Linked DNA regions of Homo sapiens: region 2 is linked to region 1. The links are chromatin contacts, found by Hi-C or POLR2A ChIA-PET in ENCODE. All regions are on one chromosome and are shown on one strand. Each heading gives the region's core, a stretch centred on a gene start or an enhancer-like site at or near the end of the contact. The rest is flanking DNA. Distances are from core to core; before and after follow the strand shown.

Region 1 (3,514 bases), core at 316-2,815:
ATGAATTCTTGAGGTTTTCTGGGGTTCTGGGACCCAGTTCACTTTGCTTCCCATTGTTTCCCCTTTGTCTTGGTTCAGCTTTCAGCTTTGATACATTAGTTCATCCAACCTGTTTTCAGCCTCCAAATACATACATGCACACACACACACACACACACACACACGTATGTATTTGGACATCTCTTCTTGCATTTCTCCCTTTTCTTTTTTACCTTGCAGGCTTATTTATGACTTTTTAGAAATTTATTTGCTGGCATGTGAGTTATTCTCAGGAAGGAGCAGAGAACAGTACATGTTTTCTCTGCCATGCCTTGCAGGAAGTCTCATTTCCTCAACGCGTGAGATGGGCGTTGGGTCAGGCAGAAGCGGGTTCCCATCTTGGCTGGGCTCCTCTCAGCTAAGTGGCCTTGGACAAGCACATTGACCCCATCTGAGCCTGGTTTCCTTTCTAGCCTGGCCTCCCTTCAAAGTAAGAAGAGTAAAGTGGGATGATAATGAAAATAGACCACAGAACTCGTGGGCAGCGCCAAGCTTGGGCCCAACATAGGTGGCTGGGGTTAGGCTCTTTGAAGAAGCTCCTCAAGCCTGCATCTCCCAGGGTCTTCTACAACTTCCTCAGCTCCTTGTCTCCCTGCCTGCCTCTCTCACAGGACCTCAGAACCCATCCAGCAGTCTAAAGGGGACACATTTTATTCCATCCCTGCTTTTCAGCAATTCATTTTCTCTAGGGCTTCAGAGCAAAAACTGCCTCTTCTTTCTGCCAAAGGGCTTACCAGCCCACCCTTTCCTCCAATAGCTGGATTTTGTTTAATTTTTAATTTTTTTTTTGAGGCGGAGTCTCCCTCTGTTGCCCAGGCTGGAGGGCAGTGGCGTAATCTCGGCTCACTGCAACCTCTGTTCCAGTGGGTGTCATGTCTCATGCTCCCGAGTAGCTGGGATTACAGGCACCTGCCACCATGCCAGCTATGAATACCTGAATTTTAAATCCTAGATTGCACTCAGTTTTGATGCCTGTTGCTCCCCATCCCCAGCCTCACCTCTGCCCCGCACACCTACTCTTTTTTGACCCATTCTAGCCAAGCTCAGAGAAAGGCATCTTCCCCCAGGAAGCCTTTCCTAAGTCTGTCAGCCTTCACAGAGGTCCCCCTCACTCTGTGCTTCCTGTTTTTAGGCAAGAGCAGTGGTCCACGGTGCTTAGGTGTTTGGGTTCTTGAATTTGAGTTTGCATCTCGGCTCTGCTATCATACCTACAAGCTGTGCTACCTTGGGCAAATTACTGCACCACTCTGAGCCTCAGTGTCCTCATGAGTAAAACATGAGTTAATAATAGGACCTAACAGTCTCTCATGAGATTGTTCCAGAGATGAAATGATGTGACACACATAAAGAAAATGCAGTGGTTAGCATATACGCGTAAGCACTCAAGACAAGTTTATTACAATGTCTATGTCTGCTGTACTTTGATTTTGACTTGCTTTAACTGCCAGGCTGTATCTAGGGGTGGGAAACTTGTCTTCTTCCTTTTTTTTAATACTTTGCAGCCCCACCCCAGTGGCCCGGGATGTCGTCACGCCCCGGAGCAGGAATCCAAAGATATTCTTGCCTGCTAGTCTTGCATCATCCACGGAGTGACCTTGAGCAGGTCATGTCACTTCTCTGAGTCATTTTGCTTTTGGCAGCTGGGAGACAAATTCCTGCTGAAGTAAGCAGAAAAGAAAGTGAAAAAGAGACTGCAGCTTTTCACAAATGTTTCTTCCCTTCTCTCACAAGTTTATTCCCCACCAGCCCAGCCAGAGATTCTTGTTATCTTAGTTAGATGGTACCCTTGGGGTCTCTGGCTCTCTCTGGCTTTTAATCCTGGCTTTACATTAGAATAAACTGGGGAGATTTTAAGGGTCTTTATGCCAGGGCCTAACCTTGAATCAAGGTGGCTGGAATTTTAGGACATGAAGTTGATGTTAGAGGTCTTTAAAAGCTCCTAGTGAGGCTCATGCTGCTGGCCTGTGGTCCGCACTTTGAGTAGTGAGGCTCTAAACAACCCTCTTGTCCTTCCAGGAAGCATCTATCGGGCATCTGAGTCAAGTAAAAGGTACAATTTCCTTTGACAAAGCTCATCCTTTGATCATTGGGTTTCTCCAAGTATGGGGAACTCCCTTCCTCCCAAGGGCCACATTCTGTTGTTTCACAGTGGCTCTGATGGTCAGAAAGTACTGCTTTCCATGTGACTACAGCCAGCATCCTGGAATTTCCATTCCTTAGTCCTTGCTGAGGGTGGCTTAGGCTGGCCCAGGGAGGTCACCATATATCCACGCTAGCCTTCATCTGAATGGCTCTGTCAGGGGTCACACATCAGGGTCACTCAGAGAGCAGTGCTGCAGAGGCACTCTCATGGGTTTCAAAGAGCCCCACCATTCAAAGGCCCTGGTTCCAGAAAAGAGGCCATCCTGCTAAGCGGCATTAGTCTAATGTTTTCCGAATGCACCTCCACTGGAATTTTCTGGACAATGTGTTCAAAATAACCCACTGAATCAGAATCTCCAGGGGAGGATCCAGGGAGCCTGCTTATTTTAACACTGCTCAGGTGAGGGTTATGATCAGGCTTATGCAAAACGCCTTTAAACTGATTGGATTAGCTAACTCTGGCTGCCGAATGTTCCAGGGAGCAGTTATAAGATGGGAAAGAACCTGTGGCTTAGTGAGGGTGAGCAGGTGGGAGTAGGGGTGTCCAGGCCTGGGAAGAGCTCACATCTGGGCCTGGGCCATCAGCAGGTGGTCTCCCAGGATGATGCTGGTGTGTCGCTGTTGTAGCAGAATCCTTTACTCCCTCTCTCCCTGGATGAGTTCTTTTCTTTCAACCTTATCAGTTCTTGGGAAGAAGAGGAGGCAGAAAAGACTATTTGTATCTCACTCATGCCTAGAGAGTCCTGTTCTCTGGGAAAAGATTTACTCTTTCAGGGTCAGTTCTCTGATTGGTTGGTTTGTTTCTCAACTCCTGCAACAAGAAAATTCACCCTTAATTGAACAATACAGTCCTCTGTATTAGTGTGCTAGGGCTACTATCACAAAATGCCATAGACTGGGTGGCTGACACAACAGAAATGTATTTCTCATGATTCTGGAGGCCAGAAGTCCAAGTAAGGTGCCTGCAGGTTTGGTTTCATTTTGAGGCCTCTCATCTTGGCTTGCATTCGGCCACCTTCTCACTGTGTCCTCACATGATCTCCCCTCTGTGTGCATGCACCCCTGCCTTCTCATCCTGCATTCAATTTTCCTTTTCTTATAAGGACACTGGTCAGATTGGATTAGGTGGATTAGGGCCTGCCCTACTTTGAAGGCCCTATCTCCAAGTGCGGACAGTCACGTGCTTTAGGGCCCACTTATTTGACCTCATTTAATCTTACTACCTCTTTAAAGACCCTATGTCTAAATACAGAAACATTCTGAAGTACTGGGAGTTAAGACTTCACCGTGTGAATTTTTGGAGAAAAATTCGGCCCATAGCGTTCTCCTAGGG
Region 2 (3,762 bases), core at 514-3,013, 250 kb before region 1:
TCTCATCTCACTGCAACCTCTGCCTCCTGGGTTCAAGAGATCTTCCCACCGCAGCCTCCTGAGTCGCTGGGACTGCAGGTATGTGCCATTACGCCCAACTAATTTTTTGTATTTTTTGTATTTGAGATGGGGTTTCACCATGTTGTCCAGGCTGGTCTTGAACTCCTGAGCTCAAGCAATCTGCCTGCCTCAGCCTGCCAAAATGTTGGGATTACAGGCATGAGCCACAGCACCTGGCCCAAGCCTCTTTTAAAATTGTGTATCCATACAAAGTATCATTGTCTTACATTAGAATATAGAAATTCTCAGCCGGGCGCGGTGGCTCATGCCTGTAATCCCACCACTTTGGGAGACCGAGGTTGGGTGGTGGGGAGCACCTGAGGTCAGGAGTTCAAGACCAGCCTGGCCAACACGGTGAAACCCCGTCTCTACTAGAAATATAAAAATTAGCCAGGCGTGGTGGCACACACCTGTAGTCCCAGCTACTTGGTTGGCTGAGTCAGGAGAATTGCTTGAACCTGAGAGGTGGAGGTTGCAGTGAGCCAGGCTGGGATCACGCCACTGCACTCCAGCCTGGACGACAGAGCAAGACTCCACCTCAAAAAAAAAAAAAAAAAAAAAAAGAATATAGAAATTATGATACCATGCCAGTTAAGATACACACACATACACACACACATACTATACACACATAGGGTTTTTTGTTTATGATATACACCTTATATATATGTGTATTTGATTTATGATATACAACTACACATCTTTGAAAAAAGCTGGTTTATTATACATAATTTAGGTAAAATATAGAGCTCTTAGCCAAAATTTCATGTCCAGGTTTTAGGTATACGGATTTAGGGATTGTTCCTATCGAATGTTAAATTTTTAGCAATAATAGTAACTGTGACCTACTTACCACCTATTATATACCAGGAACTGGGCTAGTTCCTTCCCATCCTTTTTTATACTTACTCTTCACAACTCTATTTCTATTTTCCTGTTTTATTGATGAAGAGGTAGAGGTTCAGAGAGATTCAGCAATTCACCCAAGGCCACATAGGTGTTCAGTGGCAGGGCCAGGTTTTGAGCTCAATCTAGAGACTGTAAGTTCACAAGGTTGGGAACACATCTATTGTGTTTACCAGCATGTTACCTGATGCCCAGAATGAACCCAACGATTGTAAGAGCTCAATAAACACTGGAATGGAGAATGAATGAACCAGTGCTTGAATGCTTGCATGCATGAATGAATGAGTGCTTACATGAATGCATGAACGAATGGCTCTAACTCCTGTGTTCCCAGCCACTGTGCTGAACCTCCTCCTCACTTACTTTGCTCCACATGCTGCCAGCATCAAGCCGCCTGTATCTGAATGACATGGGGTGATGGGATGGAGCAGTCTTTGCATCTAAAGTAGAATAAATCAGACCTCGGTGTATTTTCACTGTCTTTTATGGATCTGTGATGAGACTTGGCCGGGAGGGTGGTGGGGGGTTTGCCGGATGCTGAGTGTTTGCATATCTGTCTAATGTGGTCAGGGTGGAGAGTGTGGATAAATAGGGCAGGTCCACACTGGGTGTGTCTGCCAGCAAGTTCTCAGACATGCCTCCACTGCCCCTCTGCTTGAGAGGGAAGCAATGGCTCTGGCACCACGCTATCTGCTAACTCTCAGGGAGGGAAAGAGGAAGTGACATGGGACAGCTTCTACTGCCAGAAAGGAAAGCAGAAATTCAGTAAGAAACAGAAGTTCCCTTGCAGTGCCTCGTTTTAGTTCCTCAAACTTACACCAAAAGTTAACAGGGTGACCTACAAATCTCACGGAACTGGAAATCAGGCCCTGTTTTGTCAGGGGCTTGGATAAGTCATTTTTCTGCTTTGGGCTTCAATTTCGTTATCTGCAAAATAAACAAATGAGGCTAAACCCTGCCTTGGGACATTTAGAACTGTGGATGTGTCGGGAGGCATCTTCTTGGTGATCATAATGATTGATGAGTGATGCTTATGTGTGTTGGGGGCTGGGTGGGAAGCAGGATAATAAATGTGTTCATGTACTTAGGACCACACAATTGGAAATCGTCCCTCTTGGAATTTGAAATGATGATTAAGAACCTCTTCATTGCTAAAATACCGTGATTCTATCCTAACCATGCTGATTTGAATCACCCAAGTCACATAATGAAAAGAAACCAGACTCTACCTAAAAGAAATCAAGGGTAAGGGACATAATAGATTTTAAAATACCTCTCAGTGTGCCTTATTTCTGTGCATGTCAATACAGTTTCTTTCCCTCCCTCCCTTCTCCCGGGATTGCTCCAGGAAACGGGAGGACATCAGCGCATAGAGAGGAAACATCACAGGCAGTTGCTGTCAGACAAAAGGGGTAAGCAGAAAGCCCTTTTGGCACAGGGGAGGCACATCCCCTCCTTTACAAGGCCCAGATGGGAGTGGCTGCTAGGCCAGGGTAGCAGAAATGGCTGAGAGAGACGTCCAGGTCAACAGGCCCTTAGGACCCCAAGGGTTTCCAAGCTGGAGGAGGGTAGTGGCTGAAAGGCTAAGAGGACTGGTGAACCAGAGGTCTGGAGTTGAGCTCAGGAGCTCATCGCAGGAGGTTAAAGCAAAGGAGATGTGAGCAGGGGAACCAGACACTCCTCAGCAGGTGCCGTCAGAGGACAAGCCGACTACTTGGAAAGACCTCTCCAGGAAGGCCAGTGGATTTCCACAGATGAGCGGTTCCTTCTCCAGCACCCAAAGCTGTTTAAGCTCTTGCCTGTATCCAGAAGCTGTCTTTGTGGTGGGGACTGCTTTACTGAGATGCAACACACAGCGAAGTACACAAATGCTAAAAATACAGCTCAATGCGTGCGCACCTATGTGTACACCTACGTACCTACCACCCAAATCAGGATATAGGCCAGGCCAGCACCCTAGAAGGCTCTTTTGTGCCTTCTTCCAGTCAATACCCTCTGCCAAAGATAACCATTTTGTAACTCGATCATGATAGGTGAGTTTTTGAACTTTATAGAAGAGGAATCCTACAGTGTGTAGTCTTTGTTGTCTGATTTTGTTCACTCAACATTATACCTCTGAGATTCATCCATGCCATTGTGGGTAGCAGTTCCATTTCCCTGTGATGCTGGGGAGTATTCCGTTGTGTGATTATGCCACAGTTTATTTATCTGCTCTACTATTGATGGATATTTGGGTTGTTCACAGATGCCATCTTGAGAAATAATATGAAGGATGAAAACATCTCTTTTTTTTTTTTCTGTTGCCCAGGCTGGAGTATAGTGGTGCGATCTGGGCTCACTGCAACCTCCGCCTCTGGGGTTCAAGTGATTCTTGTGGCTCCCTAGTAGCTGGGATTACAGATGTGCACCACCATGCTAGGCTAATTTTCGTATTTTTAGCAGAGGCGGGGTTTCACCATATTGGCCAGGCTGGTCTGGAACTCCCAAATTCAAGTGATCCACCTGCCTTAGCCTTCCAAAGTGCTGGGATTACAGGGATGAGTACAGCGCCCAACCTAGAAACTTCTTAAGATGAGAGAAACAGACCCCTTAGGGAATTTGAACTGGAATTGGCCACGTGAAAATGACCATTTTAAGTCAGAAGAAGCAGAATGATGTCCAATTGTCAAGTTTACATTTTCCCCACCATTAGCAGGAATGGGGACTCCAGAGCTAAATGAGGCCAGTTAATGGAACATTTTTCTTTTAATGATATTTTTTGCACATCTGAGGTGAGGAGTGTAACTTTTGGCCTTG

What was found. A loop is a pair of places that touch in the nucleus more often than their neighbours do. ChIA-PET counts read pairs that join two places held with the same protein, here RNA polymerase II (POLR2A). Pooled maps may share reads with other maps.
Region 2: a loop to region 1 is called in a pooled map, with 2.1 times the contacts of the local background. The contact joins two enhancer-like sites. A Hi-C loop is called at or near these places in 1 of 37 single-sample maps with no recorded cell type and 5 of 50 pooled maps. POLR2A ChIA-PET finds 5 or more read pairs at or near these places in 2 of 52 experiments (B cell and Panc1).

The regions. Positions count from the first base shown.
Region 1 is chr3:72,268,308-72,271,821 of GRCh38, reverse strand. No RefSeq gene overlaps it. Among named protein-coding and RNA genes, the nearest start is that of LINC00870, 120 kb to the right of the region's middle. RefSeq lists enhancers at 1,503-1,752, 1,615-2,814. Within about 2 kb of position 1,565, at least 14 of the 41 ENCODE cell types and tissues checked have a DNase peak (open chromatin) inside an H3K27ac peak, as active enhancers do.
Region 2 is chr3:72,521,497-72,525,258 of GRCh38, reverse strand. No RefSeq gene overlaps it. Among named protein-coding and RNA genes, the nearest start is that of RYBP, 77 kb to the right of the region's middle. Within about 2 kb of position 1,763, at least 9 of the 41 ENCODE cell types and tissues checked have a DNase peak (open chromatin) inside an H3K27ac peak, as active enhancers do.